3 separate regions of the Mus musculus genome follow, and regions 1 and 3 are each linked to region 2. The links are chromatin loops, found by intact Hi-C in ENCODE. Cell type or tissue: left cerebral cortex. All regions are shown on one strand.

Evidence for each region. Peaks named below come from ENCODE experiments on the same cell type or tissue, not always from the same donor. Only the 100,000 strongest peaks of a DNase experiment are listed, where the experiment ranks them.
Region 1: it touches region 2 in a loop (3-fold over the local background); 5 of 42 quality-filtered maps call a loop at or near these places.
Region 3: a loop joins it to region 2, with 1.9 times the contacts of the local background. A loop is called at or near these places in 12 of 42 quality-filtered maps.

What each region holds. Positions count from the first base shown.
Region 1 is chr5:24,481,882-24,489,881 of GRCm38, reverse strand. Agap3 (ArfGAP with GTPase domain, ankyrin repeat and PH domain 3) reads right to left here. Exons shown (of 18, transcript NM_139153.2): 9 at 6,449-6,541; 10 at 1,989-2,093. Among named protein-coding and RNA genes, the nearest start is that of Agap3, 34 kb to the right of the region's middle. In left cerebral cortex, CTCF peaks have their summits at 3,597 (motif pointing right) and 6,309; DNase peaks (open chromatin) are centred at 659, 3,618, 4,646 and 6,305; H3K27ac peaks cover 1,429 bases.
Region 2 is chr5:24,594,121-24,602,120 of GRCm38, reverse strand. It overlaps Smarcd3 (SWI/SNF related, matrix associated, actin dependent regulator of chromatin, subfamily d, member 3), which reads left to right and starts at 119. Exons shown (of 13, transcript NM_025891.3): 1 at 119-340; 2 at 3,318-3,529; 3 at 5,272-5,314; 4 at 6,047-6,169; 5 at 6,276-6,398; 6 at 6,636-6,731; 7 at 6,877-6,978; 8 at 7,128-7,289. The coding sequence starts at 263. It also overlaps a transcript of Chpf2 not described here. In left cerebral cortex, CTCF peaks have their summits at 3,360 (motif pointing right), 4,518 (motif pointing right) and 6,219 (motif pointing right); DNase peaks (open chromatin) are centred at 4,069, 4,538, 5,196, 6,057 and 3 more places; H3K4me3 peaks cover 3,001 bases; H3K27ac peaks cover 3,462 bases.
Region 3 is chr5:24,526,865-24,534,864 of GRCm38, reverse strand. It overlaps Asb10 (ankyrin repeat and SOCS box-containing 10), which reads left to right. Exons shown (of 6, transcript NM_080444.5): 4 at 645-758; 5 at 1,026-1,211; 6 at 1,354-2,168. The coding sequence ends at 1,211. Among named protein-coding and RNA genes, the nearest start is that of Gbx1, 4.0 kb to the right of the region's middle. In left cerebral cortex, CTCF peaks have their summits at 401 (motif pointing left), 4,615 (motif pointing right) and 7,659 (motif pointing left); a DNase peak (open chromatin) is centred at 4,631; H3K4me3 peaks cover 472 bases.

The DNA of each region.
Region 1 (8,000 bases), 110 kb after region 2:
TCTGGGTGCCTGAGGAGTCCAGCTATTGGGTACAATGGCCACAGAATCCCAAGGGGACCTAAAGGGCTAGAAACCAAGAGGCTAGGTGATTATTGGGCTGGCTGTCACCTGCAAGGGCAGCAGGACAGGTCTGGAAGTTCCTGGCCCCCAGGTCCTGTCATAGGGCCCTGAAGCACAAAGCACAAGTATGATGAGAGGAACTCCCAGGATCTCGGACACTCAGTCAGACCTCTGGTGGCTTCCCTAACTTACTCTGTTCTGACTTTTCCAGTCAGTCTCAGAAGTAGATTTTCTTGGCAAACAGTGGCAAATCTGGGTAATGTTGATAATGGATCTACCTTTTGGTTCACTTACCAGCTGGGTAGTAGCTTTAACATCGTTACAGAACCTCCAAGCCACGACTTTTAGCTGTGGCTGTAGAGATAACATTCTCACTATCTTCTCTCTTTTCTGACTTTCCCCAAACCAGAACATAGCCTGATACAACTGACCCCATCCCTCCAGGTTTCCATCCCAGCAAAAGGGATGGACCACCACACTCGGCCATAGGTGCACAGATAGAAAGCCACTGCCGAGGATGTAGGCAGGAGGCTGAAACCACCCACACAAGAGGGAGGCAGCTAGTTTTCAGGTTCCTTGGTCCTGATGCAAACATGCAGAGAACATATGTAGCCGGCCTGGCATACAGAGGGAGACATGACTCAGGAGAGCTGGCAGGGGCTTCTGCGCCTCAGCTTACAGCCCAGTTTCTCCTGAAACCAGGGAAGATACCTCAAATCCCTTCTGAAGAAGACAACCCTGAATCTACTCACACATTTTCCCCCAGCCCTCCCTAGAATGGGGAGGGAGGCCTTACATCTGCAGTGGACACTCTTGGTCTAAGACACCTTCGATCTCTGTAGGCAGGGCCACTTGCCTCCTACTGTCTTTTGAGGACATGGAAGAAGGCTGAGGGCTGTGTGAGAAGGAGGGTGGGTCAAGCTGAGAAGAGAGTCTGCTGGAGTGTGGGTCCTTCTCTGTCTCAGGGCTCACTACTACCCGGCATTCTGGCCCAGGGACTAAGGTCAATCAGTGTTACCCGAGGTAAGGGGAAAGACCAAGACCTGGAGGAGTCAGAAAAGAGGAAGACCAACAGGAAGCCCAGGTCGTGATCTGGCCCGAGTGGAGACCGCCTGAGGCCTGCTCTGCCCGGGCCTATGTCCATGCCAGGTCTTTTGGAGGGTTGTCTGGGTAGGCCTGGTAGGACCAGGTAATGGCCAGGAAATGAAACCCTTGGCACCTGTCAGGCAGGAACTCCCTGACACTGTGTGCAGATTTAAAGATGGGCTAGGGACCCTCTGAGGCTAGCCCAGAGGCTCTGGGCGGGGGCGGGGGTGGGGGTGGGGGGGTGGGGCTGGCCCACGTGCTGTGCTCCAGGGGCTTCACAGGAGAACTCATTAGCCCCACAGTGGGGTGGTGACAGAGATGGATTCTGGTGACAGCTGTGTGCTGGAGCCACGCAGTGAGGGAAGGAGAAGGAAGGAGGGTAGGGAGAGCTGCCACAGGGGCCACATTACAATTCCTGGAATACCCATGTCACCACTGCTGGGGCACAAGCCATGTGTTCTTCAGACCAGAACCTTCTACTCCTCCTTAGGCCAAACTCAATATCCTGGCTCCCTAGCATTGCTGGCCCAGGAGACTAGCGCTCCTCATCACCATGGCTAGCTCCAGACCCTGGATCAGCAACATGCATGTCCTTGGCTACAGAAGTTCAATAGTTACATGAGAAATAGAGCCTGGCTGGCAAGGGCAGGGCAGGCTGGCCATGACAGCCCAGCAGCACCAGCTAAGCATAGCTGGTGGGGAGCTTGCTCTGCTGGAAAGGCAAACATCAGTTCATATGCCCTTTCCAAACTACTAAAGTATGGTGCATTTTCAAAAGAAACCCCCAGAGATCACCAGGAGTCCTCTGTCACAGTCCCTCATCCCCACCCTTCTGGACTCACGTGCAGGCTAGGGTGGTAAGTAAGCAACCCGTTGTCACACAGCGTCACATACTTCTTCTTCCACTCCTTGTTCAAGGATTTGCCGCTTCTTTTCAGCAGGATCCCCTAAGAAGAAAGGCACAGTTACAGACCAGGAGTCAGCCTGGGGGTCGCTGTGTCCCAGGGGCAGGGTTCCAACCAGAGGCCAGCTAAAAGGCCTTTCTGTGCTGATGCCTGGGACTTGAGCAGAGCCCAGGAGCCAGCCCAGCACAGGAAAGTCATGATGTGACCAGGTCTCCTCACCCTGCTTCCTGCTGAAAGCTCTGCATCTGGGCAGAGGGGTTAAGGGCCTGCAGTGCATTGAGTAGAGCAGGAGGCCACATCTTCTCACTGGCCACTCAGCAGGAAGCAGTTTGAGCCACTATTAAGCTAGAAGGCTGTACAAGAGAGAAGGACAACTGGTAGAGGATTCTAGTTTCCTCCCACCTGAGGGAGCTCAAGGCAGAAAAATCCCATCCCAACAACGCTCCAGACCTTATGCGAGGCACCAAGAAGTCCAAGTCCCCCATTCAGCCACCAAACTGCCCATGCAAGCCAATGAGATGTCTCTTGTCCCCCAGTGCCCCTGTTTGGCCTATCAGCTCTCTACCACCGAGCTATATCCCCAGTTTTCTCTTTATAACAGCCTCTGCCAAACTGCCTAAACTGGCTTTAAACTCTCGATAGTCCAGGTGAGCCTAGAACCGATTATCCTCCTGCATCAGCCTCCCGAGTAGCTGAGATTGCAAGCCTATACCACAAGAGCTAGCATGATGTGTTCTTCGAGTGTTAGGTCCAACAGGCAAGGACAGGAGCGGGGCCTATGAGCACAACATTATCTGTGTGGGCTCTGTTAACTCTCAGTACCCAGCAGAGTCAGCACCTGGCCAGAACAGATGCCCACAAGTGTCTGTTGGAAGAACTGGAAAAAGTGCCAAGACTGTGCTGCGTGGCTGTCAAGAGATGAAGGCAGGACGGAGAACCTGATTGGCAATACCTCCCTCAGCCTTCCTTCCTTCCCTCTGGGAGAAACCAACTCCTCTATTGTGCCTTAGAGATGTCTTCTGAATTACTCCAAGATCACAGGCAGACAGGCGGGAACCTGAGTACTACACATGGAACTATGGTGGCTGGTCCCTCAAAGCCACCAACTCAGTCTAGGCAGGAAGAGGCATGTGGTCCTAGTTACAAACTGGGACTTGGTGGGAGGAGTTCTGACAGACAATGCTGAGACAGGAGAAAGGTATAGTCTGGGCTGTCCATGGGGTGGTAAAGGGTGATAATGCCCATATGTGGAGGCAAAAGCAGGCCCTGCCCTCAGCCAGTCAGTAAAAATGGCCATGGAGGAATGCCAATGAGCAGCCAAGTATCAGATTCAGCCATACACTTCCCTTGGGTCCTTCTTGACCTAGTGGATGGTGTGAAAACATGTGATTAAGGGGTGGGAATGGTGACACATGCCTGGAGCCTGAGGGCTTGAGAGACTGAGGCAGAAGGCAAGTTAAAGGCCAGCGGGTGGGTGGGCCGGCCAGCCAGCCAGCCAAGATTACATAAAAGACAATTAAGGACTTACAAGTGATCTCACCCCTGGCCACTAGGGGGCGAACGGGCGCTGAGGAAGAGTGCTCAACCAGGGAAGCGTGAGCAGCTTCAGTTTCCAGCTCCCACTTTTTGATATGTCCATATCCTTGATAAGTCCCCTCCTCCCTCCTCTTTTCCCACCCCCGAGAAACAGATGTCATTTCAGTAGATGCAGTAACACGTGGAGCATCCAGGACATCTCCTGCTTCCTGATGATGAGACGTTGCCTTCAAACAGAGGTTCTGAATGAAGACAGCCTGGGATTGTTCTTTTACAAAAAAGCCACCAGTGCCCCAGTTAAATAGTCTGTGAAGGGCCCTGAGAAGATTGCCTGGTGCCCTGTCTGTGGCCATAGTGTTCCTGGCACAGGCAAGCTGTAGAAGCAGAAGGGAGCCAAGCCACTCCTTCTCCCTGATTCTTAGCAATGGCATCCAAGGGCAAGTGACCTCTGAGGACAGACCACCATTAAGAAGAGGAGGGAAGAAGCCAAGTGAAACGGTAGGCTGCAGAATCTCCTTGGAAACCCAGCGGGCTTCACAACTTTCTTGATGTTGGTCATCAAGAGGTCTTCCTCTCACTCCGCCAGCTCCAGAACCCTCACACCTGAACCCTCTTGTCACCAATGGTAGGCATTGCCTCTAAGCCCTGGCCCGGCTCCCCTTCATGCCACCAGCTGGCTAGGTACATCGAAAAAACTTCAGTCTGTCTGGACCAGAGCTGCCTGAAGACCACCGGATCTACCCAGGTACTCCTCCAACTAGTTAGAGGGTCAGAAGTCAGTCTGCTGCAGAGGCAGCTCAGGAGCGAAGCCCTTTCTGCCCGACAAAACACCTAGCTTTCCTTGTCTTAATGAGGTTCGTTAGCAAGGGGTGTAGGCGGGGCGCCAAAGAGCTCGCCAGCAGGCTAGAGGGCGGCAGAGCGACCCTGGCCGCCAACCCTCTGCCCAGTCTTGCTGCACCCACCCTCCAACCCGGGTTCCAAGAAGGAGAGAAGCTGCGGGGTTCCCGCTCCCTCCCTGGCCGGCCGGCTGCGCACCGTGGAGCAGGAAGCAATCTGGGGCGGAATGGGAGCGGTGCGGAGGCGACAGCCCCCAGAGGACCCGTTCCCGCCGCCGCCTCCCTCCCAGCTCCGCCAGCCGACTTAATTGCGGAGTCCGGATTGATTGGGAATGCAAATGGCAACTGAAAAGCAATCTCCACTCCCAGCAGGAGCTAGGGGGAGGGGAAGGTACAGAAAAGGGGAGCACAGGACAAGGGGGCGGGAAAGGGGAGGAGCCACGAATGTGGCACAGAGATACCTAATGGGCGGCTGAGGTCAGTAAAAGTCTTCTGCTCCTCAACCTTCATGGGCAGAGCCTCCCTACTGAGCAGCACCCACCCCCACCCCGCCCCCAGGTGGACAAATGCAATCTCCAGCCCAGAGCCTTAACCTAGGAAGAGCCTTCCTGAGACACTCAGGGCATCTGACACCCAAGCAACCACCAGACTTCCAGGCACCAGTTGACAGGGCACTCTTTCCCCTTCATTCTTGCAGGTGGAGGACTCAGAGAACAACTGATCCAGTCCCCACCCCCACCCTGCTATTGCAACCCCCAGACAGGAAAGCCAGTGGGAGCAGGAGGCAAGCAAGTACTCTCAATCACTCAACAAACGTGTCTGGGTGGGTATAACCACAGTACCAACACTCTGAAGGCACTGCCATCCTCACCCCCACCTCCACTCAGGCTGAGTCCACAGTGCACCAGCAATTGAAGGCCCTGGCCTCCTGGAATCACACTGACACACAGAGGGGCAGGAAGCAGAGGACTTTCACTGCAGCCATTCTGTGCTCTCAGCCTGTTCAGGTGACTTCCCTCCCAGAGACTGTCCCAGTTGGAATGGTCCCTGGCAGACATAAATTCAATCAACAGAGGGATGAAGAAGACAAGGAGACAGGAGAAAGAAGTGGGCGTGCACGTGGCTCCCTGGCCTACACTCTAAGCCCTCATTAGCTTATGAGATCTTCTGGAAGAGTAGCCAGTGCTCTTAACTGGGCCACCTCTCTACCTTCCTGCCACAATTGTTTCTTCTGTTTTGACCAGGTGTGCTTCACTCTATCTGCTGCAAATGAAAGCTGCTTTCATTAGGGTGAGATGTACTTACCAAGAAAGCATGTGTGCGCTAGTGTGTGTGTATGTGTGTGTACGTGTGTGTGCACGTGCGTGCCGTATGTGTGTGTATGTGTACGTGTGTTCATGTGTGTATATGTGTGTGCACGTGTGCATGTGTGGTATGTGTGTGTGTATACGTGTGCATGTGTGTGTGTGCAACAGTAATTGGGAATCAGTGAATAAGAGAAAAGAGAAAGAACAGAGATGCTTGCAGTGGTGGTCTGCATCAGTAAACCCCAGACATGAGCATTCCTCCATGCTGCCTTTTACTCAGGCTCTCTTTGGCTTGGTTTGTGTTTCTGAGACAGTCTTGCTATGCTGTGGAGCCTGACCCCGGATTCCTTAAACAACCCAAGGTAGCTCAAATTATACATACTCCTGCTCTGCCTCCAAAGTCCTGGACCTGCAGACACGTTCCACCATACCCAGCCCCTACGTTACCGCCCCCACCCCCACCCCCAAGTCTTTTCCTTAGCTCAGAGTCCAGGAGGCTCCCTCTCCAGGTTGCACCAGCGAACCATCAGGTCCGGAAGCCAACTGAAGGCCGCAGGTGGCTCTCTGCTGCTCTCCAGTGGTAAGGAAGAGGGAAGGCAGCTGTCTGGGGACCAGGTTCTTGGGCCTCACGCTTCAGACCAGGAGGATCACCAGTCCCTTGGTAAACAGTAGGCCTAGGATCCTGGCCCCGGGAAGAAGGCTCCTGTCCTGGGCTAACCTGCTTGATGGGGATGGCCCGGCCACTCCCGATGCTGTCCACTCTGCACTCCGCAGCTTTCTTCTCCCTGTCCAGGTCAGCACCTTTTCGAGACTGAAAGAGAAAAGAACAAACACGTTAGAGGTCTGGGGCCTCTCTGGCGAGTCCTGCCCGCCTGTCGTTCTCCACCCTCCCGTTTTCCTCCCTCTCCTGGGCAGTCCTAACTCTGGGTTTGGCCTGGACGGCGGGTCGGGAAGGAACCAAGACACGAGTATTCCAATGGGTTTATTCTTACACACGGCACCATACAGAGCAGCACAGGTCACTGAGCCAGGCCCGCCCCTCACAAAGAGCAAGGACACAAAATACGGAGGGCGCAATGAGTGTGCAGCCCAGGGCCTGGAGTTTGTTAAGTGAAGGGAGGGGTGAGGAGAGGTGGCCCGGTGGGGCTGAGGGCTGGCCAGGAGCACAGGGCACGACAACCAGGGAGAGCAAAGTCCGGAAGTGAGCGGGCAGGTGCTCTTTGCGGCACAGACACCACACGGCACCGAGCATGTCGGTGTGGCCCGAGGGGCACAGTGGATGGAGAGAGAGAGGAGAGAGGCCAGAAGAGGGCCTGCACCCTGCCAAGCTCCTGGGGCAGAGTCCACCCAAATGCGGATCCTAGGAAACAGGGGGGAGGGGCCAAAAAGAGGGGGCAAGGCAAGCGCGGTGGCGGCGGCTTCCGGAGCAGGAGCAGGAACGGCAGAAGTCCATGCAGGAAGGAGCAGAGGAGGGGAGGGGCAGGAAAGCTCCCCCCAGGAGCAGCTGGGCCAGCGGGCTTGAGTGCCCCCGCCCCTCTGGGCCTCTTCGCTTTGGCCGGCCGGCGTGGGCCGAGCTCCCTTCTTCTCCATTCAGCGAGCCTGGCGCAGCATCCAGCCGGGCCTGGTCCCCCGGCAGCCCCCAGCGCGGGCTCCGGCGTTCCTAGCCTTCCCTGGGGGTAGGGTTAGTTACAAAGGTTCCTGTGGGTCTCTGGAGCGGGGAGCTCGGCGGCCGCTTCTCATCTGAGAGCAGTCCCAGGGCCCGGCCCGCCTCCGGCCCGCACAGGGGGAATGTCCAGAGGTGCTGTGTATCACCACCTGGTCTTCTAATTTGGAAGGAGTTGGAAAGGCCTTTTTGTTGATGAAAAGTTGGAAACAGTGGCACATATCTGCAAATATCGAAAGAATAAAGATTTTGGCAAGTTATACTTAAGCCCCGCAAAAGTCGGTCAGCACTGGTGAGGGCAGAGACCCAGGCGCCTGGGGAGAGGCGGTAGCGGGATGAAGAGGAGGATGTGAGGAGGAGGAGGAGGAGGAGGAGGAGGAGGAGGAGGAGGAGGAGGAGGAGGAAAGGAGGGGAGGAGGAAGAGGAGGAGGTGGAAAAGGAGGAGGAGGAGGAGGAGGAGGAGGAGGAGGAGGAGGAGGAGGCAGCCGCCAACTGCTGGGCATTTGTGGCCCAGCAGTCCATGTGAGCAGGGAATGTTCACCACTCTGCTGCCCAGGCCCCATCCCTCCTGTATTCCCAGGCAGTCTGGAGCACAGGTCGGGACAAA
Region 2 (8,000 bases):
CCGGGCCGCCGGACTATTTCTGTCTTATCAGTGCAGGAATGCGGCAGCCGCGGCGGCGGCGGCGGCGGGCGGGCGGCGGCGGCGGCGTGGGCCGTGGGCCGTCAGGGCAGCCCTGAAGGGGCCCCCTCCCCACTCCGCTCGAGTAGAAGTGTGAGAGAGCCCAGCAGGACTCAGAGGGGAGAGTTGGAGGAAAAAAAAGGCAGAAAAGGGAAAGAAAGAGGAAGAGAGAGAGAGAGTGAGAGGAGCCGCTGAGCCCACCCCGATGGCCGCGGACGAAGTTGCCGGAGGGGCGCGCAAAGCCACGAAAAGCAAACTTTTTGAGTTTCTGGTCCATGGGGTGGTGAGTGGGGGAAAGTTAGCGGGGGAGGGTGAGCGAGCTGGCTCGGGCTGAATGGAGGGATGATCGGGAGGGGCCGCCGGCGCGCTCCGGCTCTCCCACCCCTTTGGTTGAGGGGCGCACGGTCACGGCCCAACCCTGGGACCTTGCGGGCGCCCTGGCATCCGAACACGTCGCCAAGCGGTCGGCTGGGGATGGGCGCGCGGCGGCCGGGAAGAGAGGCGTCGGCTTGGGTTCTTCTCAGGGGCAAGGGGTGGGATGTGGGCACCGTGCCTCCCCCAAGAGGGGGGTCCCCTCTGTAACTGACATGTCTCACATTCTTTTACTGGTGGGCTCAGGTGTTACCCCTGCCCTGGGGGTGGGGGTGGGGTGGTGACTCGAACACACAGCTAGGGCAGGGCTGCCTGTTGTCCCTGTTCATCCTTTGGGACAGGGTCACTCCGACTAGGTCTGAGCAGCTAGGAGCAGGTGACCTAAGAGCAAAAGCTCTCTGCTGAACAACCTCTGCATCCTAGCAGGAGGGCCTTGAGGACTTGGCCCTGCTGTCAGAGCTGAGAAGGGTCTACTTGTGAGACCTCAAGTTAAGCAGTCAGAAGATCTCCTTGGCAGGCTCAGCCACCAGAAGTTGATGACCTTAACACCTCAAAGGTGTGAAGGAGGGGCAGGAGTTGGGGACATGAGGCCTAGAAACCAAAGGGATAGTACTATACCGTTCTAACACACACACACACACACACTCACACACTCACGAAGACATGTGAGGAGTCTGAGGGTACCCAGGAACCTATTGAGGTGGAGAGCCTGCTGTGAGGAGCTCTAAGCCTGGGCATATGGAGGGAAGAGTCAGTCATATTTACTATGGCCAAATTTGGTTGTGACTCCAGGAAGCACCATTTCAGTGAGAGGCAAGGGCCCCCAGAATCTGACCCTTATGAGGCTGTTACTGATGGCAGGCTCCTGGGGGCCCCTAGAAGCCTTCTTCTCAGGGCCTCATTAGACCCAACAGTATCAGTGGCCTTGATGAATAGGAGAGTGGCTGATAGGGAAGAGGGCTTCTCTGTGGCAGCCTGTTCTCTAGCCATAGGGATCTCTGGGGTATAAATTCCAAGGCAGCCCTATGGGTTAGTGGAGTTACCAATCCTGACCTAGCTGCTTAAGAGTAGTTGCTTTAAAGACTACCATCCAGTGAAGAGGCTCTGCATATGGAATTGAATGTGGTCAACTTGGTAGTTCGGTTCTTGGATGATTAGAGTCCCCTCTATAGTGATGGAGAATGGCTAGGCTTGAGCTTCCACGCTGGTGACATTGGTGCTGTGAGTGACAGAGTCAGGTGGAATGGGGGAGGCAAGTTCAGGGACAGGCCTGTTTGACTATAGAAGAGATGGGCAGAGACAGCTGCTTGGCTCTGGGTGGAGACCTCAGAGGTAAGCAATGTAAGAGGAGAAAGGAAGCCCAGGGTTAGGGTTAGGGCTTCTTAATCCAGGGGGCAAGATGAGAAGGGTGTGTGTGTGCATGGCCTTCTGTAGCCCAGGCTGGCCTCAAATTCACTATATATCAGAGGGTGGTCTTGATTTTCTGCCTTCACCTCAAGATTAGGATTATAAGTATGTGCTATCATGCCAGGCGGTGGTGGCGCACGCCTTTAATCCCAGCACTCGGGAGGCAGAGGCAGGTGGATTTCTGAGTTCAAGGCCAGCCTGGTCTACAGAGTGAGTTCCAGGACAGCCAGGGCTACACAGAGAAACCCTGTCTCAAAAAAAAAAAAAAAAAAAAAAGTATGTGCTATCATGTGCAGTTTATTTGATGCTGGGGATCGAACCCAGAGCACCACATGTATTGCACAAGCCCTTAACCAAGCTACATCCCTAGCCTGAGATGGTAGTGTTTAAATAATAGGGGTTTCATTCCCCTCTCCCTAATACCCTTCCTGGTCTAGGTCCCCAAGCCTCAGCCCCCTTCCTGGGCTTGGACAAGTGAAATCTGAAACACTCCACTTGCATTCACATCTCATCTCTTTTGATTGACTGCCCAGAGCTGGTGGCCAGAGAAAATCAACCTGCCTCATTTCCCTCCAATTTCTACCCTTTCTGGGATATTGTGAGGAATAGGTTGTCTCTGATGTGGGCAGATGGGAGGGGGAAATGGATACTGCTACAGATGCTGCTTCCTTCACATCCCTGCACTGGCAGTCCACTTCTAGTCCCGTTCCCCACTTGCCACTCAAGAAAACCTGGCAGAGTTTGATGACACCAGACCCGCAGGTCCCCTTGCCCAGTCTCTTGTATCATCTTGGGAGAAATAAAATTAAAGAGGCAGGTTAAGTCAGTGGGTGTGGAGACCTGGAGTTAGCTGTACCAGTTATGTTTGAGATTGAGGTGCCAAAAGCAGGGGGCTCCGAAATGGAGATAGGGGCTCAAGTACAAAACACATCAGACCCAGAAGTGGGGTGTGGAAATGGAGAATGAGGGCAGGAGATCAGCCCCTCCCTCACCGCAGCGAAGCAGCGGGGAGCAGGGCCCGCCAGGTGCTGCCTTTGCCAGGAAGAGCAGGGTGACCTTGGTGAGGTCGCTGTTTTCTTTGAGCCCCAGTTGCCCCATCTGTCAAGTGGGGATGAAAAGACCTGCTCTGACTGGCTTGCAGAGAACCGTAAGGATATGAACATCCTTTGAAAGGTTGAAAGGCGCCATTAATATTCATTTTGGGGGTACCTTGCACGGCTCTGAGACTCGGCTATGCTCTGGGCAATTTCCTGGCTTCAGTTAGCTTCATGCAAGGAGACGCTGAGCCCCCTCCTCCAGAGCCGCGCAGATTCCCGCGCCCCCGCCCCTCCCACCAATCACTCCCACTCATCGCTCAGCGCAGGGTTACCAACCCAGGGTCTTGGAGAGGGGCGGGAACGCAGGCACGCTGGCCTGGGGGTCGGGACCGAATCTGACCTGCCGGCGCCTGTTTCTGCTTCACCTCCCGCCCCACCCCCCAGCGCCCCGGGATGCCGTCTGGAGCCCGAATGCCCCACCAGGGGGCGCCCATGGGCCCCCCGGGCTCCCCGTACATGGGCAGCCCCGCGGTACGACCCGGCCTGGCCCCCGCGGGCATGGAGCCCGCCCGCAAGCGAGCAGCGCCCCCGCCCGGGCAGAGCCAGGCACAGGGCCAGGGCCAGCCCGTGCCCACCGCCCCAGCGCGGAGCCGCAGGTGAGTGCCCCCCAAAACTCCGCCCCCCCGCGTGAAAGGGCGTGCAGGGGCGGAAGGCAGAAGCCTCAGGGACCAGGTGGGTGAGTGGTGGGGATGGAAAGCTAAGGAAGGGTGGTAGCAGCGACCAAGTCATTCTAGCTTGGATGTTCTCTGGAGAGGGCTTAGGGGGCACTGGTCTGGTTCTTTTGTGTGCCCACAGTGAAGACAGGCTGCAATAGTCGGCTGCCAGTGTCCCTTCTCTGCACGCACCCTTCATTCCTCTGCTTGTCACCTGATAAATCCTTTCTCCCATCCTGTACCCCAAGTTCTGGGAGATGCTTCAGTCTTTGGGGAGAGGCAAGGCTGGCAATAGACCAAGGGTTGAGTTTTAGCTGTGTGTTTTCTAAAATGTAGTCCTCTGGTACCTCCGGGCCAGTCCCGAGTCCCGGGCTGCGTCAGAGCCCCTCTAGATTTCTGCAGCCCTTATCCTTGGCAGTGGGCATGAAGAGGGCGTTATAACCCCTCTGAGGGAGCAATTCTGCCCCCAAGCCACCGGACCAGCTTATTTCCTCGTCTGAGAAGTTAGTGGCACTCCCATGGTCCCTGCTGGCTCTTGGCAAGAGTTATGCCCCTATGGGCATCGGTATTTAGCCAAACACACATGCTTCCTTTTGCACAACAGATGGGTTCTTATACAAGGTGTAATATCAGTTCTACTTCATTATTAAATAGTTTTTTACGCATCAAGGAAAATCATAGGCATCCCACAGTAAATCCTTTTACAAAGTGAATCATTATCTTGTATAGCAAGTAATTCTTTGATTTTTTTATTTTTTTATGTATAAGTTAAGAGTTTTGTGTGGACAATTTATTTGAAATAAATCAATCCTTTCATGAGAGGCTTATCCAGCCTAAGAATGGTTTTTTTTTTTTTTTTTTTTTTCTTTAATGAGTTGCTTGACTAGGCATAGAGTGGATTTCTGGATAGAGAGGGGGCAGTGAGTGAGAAAGCCACATGGGGGCAGTGTAGAGCTATCTTCTAGGCTATGTGTTCTCTCTTGGTCAGCCAAGAGAGAACATTGCTTTTGAAACAGAAACATCCAATACCAGGTGCTATCTACCCTAGGTTCAGCCACATTGGTTCCAGTGCTAAGTCAAACTCACATAGAACACTCCTGCACACTACCAGGGTTCTTGTGACTGTGGTGTGGCCCTTGGTTGGCAGATGGTCCAAGACCACAAGCGTTTCCTGCCCTTAAACAGTCCCTTCCAAGCCCAGAGCCATTGGAGTGCCAAGTCCCACCACTTCACACCATGGTGGCTCAGGAGCTCCAGGAACCAGGTGGAAGAGTCACCTCTCCCCTCCTTGGAGCTCGGGCTCTCTTGGCAGGAAAGGCTCCTCAGAAGCTATCTTCTCTCTCCTCTGTCTTCCCCGCTTCCAGGCTTTTTGCAAACACTTCTGCAGTCCCCATGTTTTGGCAGCATCTCCTCTTTCACTAGTTCCTCCTAAGTCTGAATTTCTCTGGCTCTGAGGATGTGGCGCGGTATAAGGTGGGGGCAGGGGGTACCGGGCCAGAGAAAGGATCTGCTTTCCAAGGGAAGTACCAGCTCCATGGCCCTGCTGTAGCCCTCAGACAGGCAGACAAGCAGGCTGTGGGAACCCCAGCCAGCGGGCGGAGATGTCGGGATAATTTAGCAGGTGGCCTCGTTACTCCCAGATCTGTCGCCATGGTAACCTGGTTTTTTCTTTAAAAAATGTACAGTGCCAAGAGGAGGAAGATGGCTGACAAAATCCTCCCTCAAAGGGTGAGTTCCTTTCACAGCAGCCCCCAGCCAGCCCCCACCCCTTTGCTCCTCCATCTTCCCCTCCTTCCTTAGGAGCAAAGCTTTGGGCTCAGCATCACAGCCACTTTCACTTTTTGTTTTAAAAGCTCATTAGGAAGTGAGGCTCCCTTTTCGAGAGGGTGGGGCTGGACTGAGGGAGGGAGCTGGAGAGCCACGGAGGGAGGAGGGGCAGATCACAAGGCCTGAGGTTCAGGGGGCGGGATGCCAGTGGTCCAAAGGCATAAAGGACAAAGAAGGGACCAGAAACTGCTGAGTGGAGGGAACAGAAAGTAGCAGGAGAGCCTGGACATGTAAAAGGGACAGCAGGTGTGGAGCTCCTGAGGCAATCTACACCACCTCCCAACTATCTGGGGTACCCAGAATCACTTAGCACTTTTCAGGGACCCAGGGTGTCTGTATGAGTAGGGGGCGATAGGATGAGACTAGGCACTTGCACCTGCTGGGCTGCCAGTCGCTGCTGCTTCCTGGTGATGAGATGCATGAATTGTCCTGGAGGGAGAAGCAATTCTATCCGCACACAATGAGGCTATATAATAAGAGTCCCGGGGACAAGTCCTATCTACACTCTCAGGATTCCACAGCCTGAAATCAATTGGACAGCTCCCTACATGTCCTTTGTGTCCTGAGATCACACAACAGACAAACGTTCTGCAAGATGGTCTGAGGCCTGCTTCCACCTTGTTCCTCCTCCAGATTCGGGAGCTGGTACCCGAGTCCCAGGCTTACATGGACCTCCTAGCATTTGAGAGGAAACTGGATCAAACCATCATGCGGAAGCGGGTGGACATCCAGGAGGCCCTGAAGAGGCCCATGAAGGTGCCTTAGTGTGGCAGTAGGGACAGGCACTGTCCAGTAGGAGGAGGCAGGGGACCCTGGGTCGGAGGACACAGCCCTTGTCCTGTACTACACTTTATTTCCACAGCAAAAGCGAAAGCTGCGCCTTTATATCTCCAATACTTTTAACCCTGCGAAGCCTGATGCGGAAGACTCTGATGGCAGCATTGCCTCCTGGGAGCTGCGGGTGGAGGGGAAGCTCTTGGATGATGTATGTCCTGGTCCAAGCCTCTCCAGGTGTCCTGGTGTGGGTATGGGCTGAGTCAGGGTTAGGACTAAATGTCTGCACTGGGAATTGGGAGTCAGCCCAGGCTGGGGCGGGTGGGCCTGGGGACAGTCTGGGGACAGAGGGCTGCCTCTGAGTATACTACTTGCCTGCTGCCAACTTGGCCCATTCTGTGTCCATGGTCCCTGTTCTGCCCCCACAGTCCCTGTCACTTTCCCACAGCCTAGTAAGCAGAAGAGGAAGTTTTCTTCCTTCTTCAAGAGTTTGGTCATTGAGTTGGACAAAGACCTTTATGGCCCAGACAACCACCTTGTTGAGGTAAGACAGATTGCGTCCGCCCTTGAACCACAACCTCCCTGTCAGCCCTGAAGCAGCTGCAGATTCGGATTGAGGACCATCCGAAAGCCCTAGGCTCTACCAATCCAGATGGGTCTGTGTGTAACTTAGCTCTTCCCCCGGACAGTGGCACCGGACACCCACAACCCAGGAAACAGATGGGTTCCAAGTGAAGAGACCAGGGGACTTGAGTGTGCGCTGCACCCTGCTCCTGATGCTGGACTATCAGGTTGGTTTTACCCCGTGCCTGCATGCCACCCACACCACAGACCCCACTGTCTTCCTACTCACCTTCTCTAGGAGCATACTGCTAAGGACCCTAACCTCCGTGCCCCTGAGCCCTACTTCAATCTCACTTTCCTGGTAACTTTTCCCTAGCCTCCCCAGTTCAAATTGGACCCCCGCTTAGCCCGGCTGCTGGGGTTACACACACAGAGCCGCTCAGCCATTGTCCAGGCACTGTGGCAGTATGTGAAGACCAACAGGCTACAGGACTCCCATGACAAGGAGTACATCAATGGCGACAAGTATTTCCAGCAGGTAACGGATGTCCTTAGCCCCGGGACCTGAGGAGCAGAAGCACCTCCAAAGGTAGCTGTCTCCTCTTTCTGAGTTCCTGGATACCAGGAATGTTCAGGGCTATGGTCCTGGAGCCGAGAGCAGAGTCTTGTCCGGACTCTTCCACAGTCTATTTAGCTGCTCCCCAAGGGAGGTGAATCTGGGCCCCTACTGGTACGGAGGGCATCTGGTGATGGAATCTCCTTGGTACCTGGAGTTGGGAGCCCTGAGGTGCCACCAGTCTTGGTCTAGACTTGGGGTCACTTACTTTGCTATTCTTTCTGCCTCTCGTCTGTCTTTGAAGTGAGGAGTGGTGGATGCTGTGCGGTCACATGTCTGGCAGCTAGGAAAAATGAAATTGATGAAAAAATGACCTGACCTACTAATGTATTTTAAAATAAACACAGTAGATAGATATAAGGAAAAAGAGTAGTTGGTATTTATTGAGCATTTACCATATACCTTCAGACACTTGTTGTACACGGATTCACCTAATTCCCATGACAACCCGTGAAATGGGGCTGTTGATACCCCCATTCTAGAGGTGAAGGGACTAAGACCCAAGGTGCTAAGTAGCTTGCTCACAGAATGTGGCAGACGTAAGGCCCCTGCACTGGCCTCGCGATTAGCCATGCCTGTTTCTCTACCTCCAGCCTGGCTCGCTGCCATCAGCACCCAGGATTCTGACTTGCC
Region 3 (8,000 bases), 67 kb after region 2:
CAAGCCTTCCCCTACCAGTGTAGAAGCCTAGAGCTAGAGAGAGGTGCTGTTGGCGAGGTGTTTCCTTCTGGAAGCTGTGCCCCACACTTCTTTCCCGCTTTGGTGATTCCCTGGTGCCTTGGCTTGTACCTAGGGAATCACTTTGACATTCTTGTGGGGATGCTTTGCTTTGACAGGACCCAGACTTGAGATGTATCTAAGGATGGCCTTGAACTTTGATCTTCCTGTTTTCTGCTCTTCATGACTGGGACTATGCGCATTCCATCTGACTTATATGGCACTGGAGGTTGACCCTGGGTACCAGAGGAACATAGCAATGTGGGTGCTGGGACTCAAAACCATCTTATAACCATCTCTAATTCCAGTTCCAGGGAATCGAACGCCCTCTTCTGGACTCCATGGGCACTGCACATATGTGGTGCACAGACATACATAACAAGCAAACTCTCATATACATAAATAAATTTAAATTTAAAAAATCTTTAAAAATACAAACAGAATCGAGTAAATAAAGCCTCGTTTTCAAATGAGGTCTCATACATATCAGCTGTTGGGTCTGCAGCACATTTTGGGGGAGAACGCTGCCACTCCAGTCACCCCACATGGCCTGTCAGGATTCCCTAACAAATCTCTTCCTCTTGCAGGTGCTGGATCGCTGGTGCATGTCCCCACGGACCATCGAGGTCCTGATGAATACATACCGTGTAGTTCAGCTTCCTGAGGAGGCCAAGGGCTTGGTGCCACCAGAGATTCTACAGGTCTGCGTCCAGGACCCTGAGCACATCACTCAGCTTGTCCCTGAGAGACAATGTTCCTTGTGGGGCAGCCATGACAGTCCTCTATAGAAATTACTCAACAGCTCACTCCTATCTAGAAAAATACACCTTCCGTGTGAGTTCTGAAAGTTTGTGTGAGGTTCTTAGACATGCTCCCAGTCGTTACCTTCCTGGCCCTGTTAGGAGAAGTGGGTGGCGGTGGCGGCTTCCCAAGACTGTCCTCACTGAGTCTTCTCCTCCGGTGTCCAGAAGTACCATGGATTCTACTCTTCCCTCTTTGCCTTGGTGAGGCAGCCCAGGTCGCTGCAGCATCTCTGCCGTTGTGCGCTCCGCAGTCACCTGGAGGGCTGTCTGCCCCATGCACTACCGCGCCTTCCCCTGCCACCGCGCATGCTCCGCTTTCTGCAGCTGGACTTTGAGGATCTGCTCTACTAGGTGAGCTCTGGTTTCTGGAGGCAGCCACTGTGCTGGGGGGGGGGGGTGGTAGCAGGAGGCAGGAGGGTTGGAGGATGGTTCTGGCCTGAACCAGCTGCTTCCACAGCCACAAGAGTTCCTCAGTGCCTGTCTTTCCTTCCAGGCTTGCTGCCCTGTGAACAAAGCAGACCCCACCCCCACCCCAAGGGCATCTCTCAGCAATGAATGATGCAAGGCGGTCTGTCTTCAAGTCAGGAGTGGACGCCTTGATCCACACTTGAGAGAAGAGGCCAGATCAGCACCCGGCTGGTAGTGATGCAGAGGGCACCTGTGCAGATCTGTGTGCGCACTGGAAATCTCTAGGCTGAAGCCCAGAGCAATGGTGCAGGTGTTAGTCCTTGGGAGGCAGAGACAGGAGGGTGGAGAGAGGCAGAGACAGGAGGGTGGAGAGTGGCCACATTGTGCTATGTGGTGAGAATTTGTCTTAAAAAAAAAAAAAAGTCTACAGTTTGTGTGATTTGGTACTGTCTCCAGCAAGCCTCCATCTGCCTGGATGTGACTCCCTCACACAGAATCAGGGTAGGTTAGGCCTTGTGCAAGCTGCCTCACTGCTCCCTTCAGTACTCAGTAACAGGTCCCAGGCCAACCTGCCTCCTCTCCTCACATGCAGTGGTTAATAGCCTCTAGAGTGAGAACTTGTCAGAACAGGTGGCCTGAAGGGTGGGTGGGCAAGACAGAGGTGTGTGTAAAGAGAAGCTGGTGGTCAGGGGCTGGAGATGGGAAAGCCCCTGGGACAGGGTTCACAGATGTGGAAGACAAAGTAACCCCCGGCTTGGATGAGGATGGGGCCCTCTGCATGGTTAAGAAAACAACCATTTCTCCACTGCTCATGCCACCTATAGGTCTGGAAGCATCACTCAGTGCACATCTGGCTCTTGTTCTTTTTAATCTGCTTTATTAAATTTTCTATGTAAGTGTGTTTTACCTGAATAGATGTGTGTGCATACTGTCATGCCTGGTGCCCTTGGAGGCCAGAAGAGAGAATAGAATCTCCTGGAACAAGAGTTAAAGATGGTTGTAAGCTGCCATGCCGGAGCTGGGAACTGAACCTAGGTCCTTAGAAAGAGCAGCCAGTGCTCTTGACTTCTGAACCATCATTTATTTCAGTTCCTTTAACCCGCTTCTTTAAATGTAGCTTTGTGATGGCAGGAGCGTGGAGCTGTCACCAGATCTGAGTTTTACCCTCAGCTTTACCATTAGCTAGGTGTGGAACAAAAATTTCCTCCCTAGACTCAAGTTTCCTTGTCTGTAAAAGGATAGAGCTGGAGCAGCGTTGCTCACACTGCTGTACCAGGATCCTACAAGCTGGAGGCCGCAGCAGCCAGCGGTGGGCTGGGGGGGCGGCAGAGCACCAAGTAAGTGGGTTGGGGGTTGTGATGTCAAGGGTCCCTGGACCCAAGTTTCCAGGATTCAGAGCACTTTTCAGCCAGCTAGAGGCAGCCAGACTATGTGGGGTGGGGTTTCGGGGGGCAGCTAGAAGGCCATAGAGCCAAGTGGACTGGAGGTGGGTAGACTGGCCTCCGAACTTGGCTTTACCATAACTTTGGACAGACCGGCTTGGGTTTCAAGTGCAAGGACTGGCAAGAGGACTCTGGTACGACCAGAGGCCCAGTTTTGTTTTGTTTTTTTTTTTTCACCCTTAGCCATGGAAAAGCCAGCTGTCTGGTCCCTGTAGGCCTGCACCTTGCAAGGATAAAGGTTGGGGTCAGAAGATCCTGAAGTACAGGGAACCCATCGCAGATGCTTCGCCATCCTGGGCGCGTCTCTCTGGAGATGCTGTCTCAGCCCTGGGGTGAGGAGTTCTGAAGGATGTCCCATATTCATTTATTTGTCCATACTTGCCTCCTGTGCTCTAGGCTAGGCAAGCACAGGGCTGCGAGGGACACCCTCTGTCCCCCACTACTCTGCTGAAGACACTAGGCACACAAGAAAAGGTTGTAGACGCAGTAGTAGACGCAGAGACAGATGCAAACAGTGATTCAACAGCAACACAGAATGATTTTGGATTCGATGATGGGGAAATCTCTTTGGGAAGGTTGGCATTTAACCTGAGACCTGGATGACAGGGCAGGGCCAGCATGTAAGGAGAATGGGAGGAGAGGTGGAAGAGTAATTGGGCCATTGTCCCTCAGGCTGCCTAGATGCAAGCGACTGCATGGAGGAGGAGGAGGAGGAGGAGGAGGAGCATAGAGAATCCACAAGGTCGGTTGGAGGCTACAGCAGCCATCCTGAGATGAGAGAGATATGGGTATGGGGGGGACTAACCTTGGAATTTTTTGGGTCCACAGAGTACTTGCTGGTGGACATGCCAGATCCACCCAAGGTACCTCACAGGTTTTTTTTTTGCTTGAACAACGAGGTGGGTGGAGGTAGTAATTACTAAGGTAAGGGAGCTGGAGAGGTCTGTGTTAGCCAAATTAACCTGTCAGATATGTCCAAGAAGGCGTGTTCAAAGGCCAGACGGACCAATAAGATTGAAGTGCATGAATTTGAAACTGTTTCAAGAGGACGGACCCTATTGCCTGGGGCGCAACTTTCTATGCATCCTGTTTATGGGTTCTGCGTATGCTTCTGTTTTCTCCCTTCCACACAGTTCATTTTGTGCTCCCTGATCGCCGGGATTAAGGTAGCAAATAAAGGCTGTGAGACACGGTCCTGCCCTCAGAGAATTATCAATACAGCCATGGGGCTATTGCAGAACACAACACACGTGAGCTGGTTAGAATACAAAGAGCGAGAGAGTGCCTGAGAAGGCTTCCCAAAGGAGTTGACACCTCAAAGGCACCATATCTGGGGAATATTGGGTGTGGGACTTTTTTTCGAGAAGCCAAGAAGGGAAGACAAGGAAGGTGGTACGATGGGTGTCTACGTTCATGCCTTGCCCCTTAAGGAAGCAGCATTAGAAAGGTCCTTCCTGGGGTTAGACAATTCAGACACTTGCAAGCCAGGGAGCTTCCTCCCCAGCCTCCTGGCTGATGGTCCCGCGGGCCCAGAACCTCTCCCTGGTAATTGCTTTCCATAATGTGTTTGCTCCAAACCAATTTCACGCCTCCGTGAGGACTCCGCCCTGCACTGGAGGCGCGGACCTCCCTACTACCAACCTACGCGCCTGTGAACGGGTGGGCTCACACATACCACACTCATTCAACACAACTAATACACCGAGTTTGATAATCCTGTCACAATAAAGTTGCACATGCCTACATGCATGCACACTAGACTTCAAGACATTCCTGTACAATCCCCACGCCGAACCTCTCACAGTGGAGTAAGAAGCACTCTGAAGCTTGGACCTCTTGCCTGATTCCAGTTCCTCGGCCCTTGGCACCTCTCCCGACTAACGCCAGGGGGAGCTGCGGCACTCCATGCCTCCCTCGCGTAACTGTAGTTGCGTTCTAGTGCCACCAGAGGGTACCCGCGGACAGAAGCCGAAGAGGCCCACAGTGGGAGGATACTCCAGCCTGAATCAGAGACGTGGACCTGTTGGCTTTAGAACACTTTGCTCATTCTTTGTGGCTAGGTGTAACTGCCAGCACATGAAGGAGAGACCAGAAGATGAGGCCTGACATAGGACCAAGCAAAAAGGGTAGATCAAATCATTTTTCCAGTTATAGAGGTGCATGCCTATGGGGGGAATCTCATATGGTTTGAAACCTGTCTGGTTTACTGGTCTATATACAAGAACTAGGCCAGCCAGGCCACATAGTGAGGCTCTGTTCTTTTTCTTTTTTTCTTTAAGGGTGGAACCATCACTCTATCTCCCTGGCTCCATTTTAGGAAAGACCGGGTACTAGATATTCAGGGATTCGGTAACAAAGTAACAAGATTTCTGCTTCTTCAGATGTGATGGGTTTGAGGGTAATGGCATCTGTCCTTGGTCCTAAAGTGCTGCTGACAGGGAGGTGGGTCCCTTCTGATTGGGCAGGTATTCCCTTCCTTTGTTCCCTGCAGTAGAATTCATTTAGAAGGAGGCAGCCTCTTATTCACGAAAGCCTTACTCCTTAATTAGTCAGAGTAGATAATATGCTTCCTCTCTCAAACACAGAGGAGTCAAACAGAGGCCATGGCCGTGCGGCTCGGCTCAGAGAGGACCAGGACTTCTTCGAACTCTTTTTTAATCCCAACAATACCCCCCCCCTCCATTTACAGTGAGGTCTGAGTTTCACCACAAATGAAAGGGCAGGGAAAGTGGGCTGCAGCAGTCACCCTCCCCTCCCCCACCCCCAACACATGATACTAGCTACTGAATATCAAAGACGGAAACAAGCATGCTTATGACCCCAGAAGTGCAAGGGGTGGATTGAAGATATAAATGGGTTACAGAACTCAGTATCTGTCACACACGTGTGAGTGGGTTGCATGCTGGGATTTATTGGTACCAAAATATAGCCCCCCCCCCACCTCTTTGCCAGCTTGAGCAGAGCCTACTGCTCTGAGGATTAGTGCTAGACATACACTCTTGGCTTGAAGTCGATGACATACATTTTTGAGATCAGAAGGGCTTTACCCTTGAGACCCTGAGAGTGCACGATCCATTCTGTGCCGCAGAGAATGGTAGACGTGTTTAAGTGTGTGTGTACTACCAGTACTTTAGGACAGAGATATTTCAACATATATCCTTTTGAGCTTTTGAAATTTTGTTCCAAGTGATGTTATTACCTATGCAAAAAATGAATGCAATTACTTTTAAAAATGGCTCTTCTCCGTGTGTTATTTGATTGGTGCGGAAGCTGTTCATACAGCTTTAATTGCAGTAATTGTAGCTCAAAGTTCCCTCCATAATTCATCAAGTCAATAAGCCTCTATTACATATCCAACACTGTAAAGCCATCAAATCGAGAGCTTGACCTCTCCTTTCTTAAGTACAATACACTTTTGAAGTCTGGTCTTCACCATCAGTACAGGGAAGGCTTGGCTAACTTAACAAAGCTTGCTTAGAAGACTATCTTTAGCCAAAGATGAGCTCTAGTTGTTTATTTGAGCTGCAGTTCCCAGACCTTAGCTAAAGCACCCGAGTTTTCTCTAAGGCGGCATCTCCCCAGCCTGTCTCTGTGTTCATTGGGAGAATGTAGAGTCCAAAGCATATCAGGACTGTGCAGCCTTGACACCATCTTCTTTTCACTTCTCTGATGAATTCAGAAAGCAAGACCTCCCTCCTCTCCTCCCATTCAGAGGGTCTCACTGTGTACCCCAGGGTGGCCTGGTCCCAGGTTCAGACTGGCCTAGAACTCCCTAGGTAGCTGAAGATGACCTTAAATTTCTGATCTTCCTGCTTCTGAATATCAGCAAGAGTTACCACAAAACCAGTTCAAGCCTTATCTTACTTAATCCTGCCTTAGTGCTACCCTGCTGACATCACTGTGACAATAGCTCTGCTCATTAGCTAATAAAATACTTCTGCTTGGGACAAATGTCAGAGACCCAGCAGTCCCTTCAGCCCAGCTCTGTCCTCTTTGGGAGCTCAGTAGGTTTTCCTCTATATCTAAATAGGACCACTCGCACGCCTAAACTACATCCTGTTGAATTTGTCTGGCTTTGCTATTGCTCCTTTAGACTGTGAGGCTCTTCCTGACCGCACCTGAATAGTTCCCTAGTCCAAAGGCTGCACTTTTGCTGGACAGGCTTGCTCTCCATTTGCAACTTTGAGCCTCTCTTCTTGCTTGTCTTGTTCTCACTCTCTGACCTGAGGTGCTTATGCAGCCAAAAGCCAATGACTTTTGCCTCTAGAACGACAAGTCTGTTGCTGGGAATCAGAGGAGGGGGACAGTCAAGGCGGAATGGGGGAGGTGAGCAGAGTCATCTGCAATTAGCAGATAATTAGCGCTGCTGACCCTTGGGGCTCATCAGCGCTCCTAGGGCCAGCCCCCAGCAATCAGCCAGGGCAGGTCGAGAGTGTCAGGCCCGAGAATGAATAGGGCTCATCAGACGCGCTGGAGCCAGGGAGCCAATCAGGGAAATTAATGGGGAGAGAGAGAGAGAGAGAGAGAGAGAGAGAGAGAGAGAGAGAGAGAGAGAGAGAGAGAGAGAGAGAGAGAGAGAGAGCAGGGAATGAGAAAATAGACTGGGATAGAGAATCAAAAAGAGAGGAATAGGAATTTTAAAGGCGGCTAAAAGAGAGGAAAGTGAGAGGAAGAAAAAGAATGGAAAGGGTGGGAGAGAGGTGGATGGGGAAAGGTGAAGGAGGGGGAAGGGTAAGTACTTGGCCCTGTGTGGGCACCCAGGAATTCCCGCATAAGCGAGAAGTTGGAGATGGAGGAGAAATGAGGGAGAGGGAGCGAGAGCCAGAGCTTAGAGAACCGAGTCCCAGGCAGAGAGTGCGAAGGCACTGGGAAGACAGTAGGAAAGCGGTCGCCCACGAGTGGCCCCGGGCGCGCACGGGGCCCTGGGCGGAGAGCGCGCCCCCTGCTGCCCCGCGCCGCATCGGGGCTCCTAGGGATCGCCACTCGGTGCGCCCCGAGTCGCTCCTGGCGTCCTGCGCACCCCCGCCCCGCCCTGCCGCGCTCCTCTCGCCCTTCGAGCCGCGCCGAGCCCGGGCCGCGTGGGCTGAGCCGGGAGCACGTCCGGGCGCGGGGAGAGGACCTAGCCAGCTGCCGCCGCCGCCTCCTCGCCCGCCGCAAACTTTCACAAAGCCGCGGGTCCGGCCTCATCAATCTGCATTAATAATAGTTGGTTGGGCCGCGGGGGGCGGGCGGGGTCCCGGGCCGGCCGGGCCACTGAAAAGGCGCGGGGCGCGGGGCGCGGGAGCCGGGA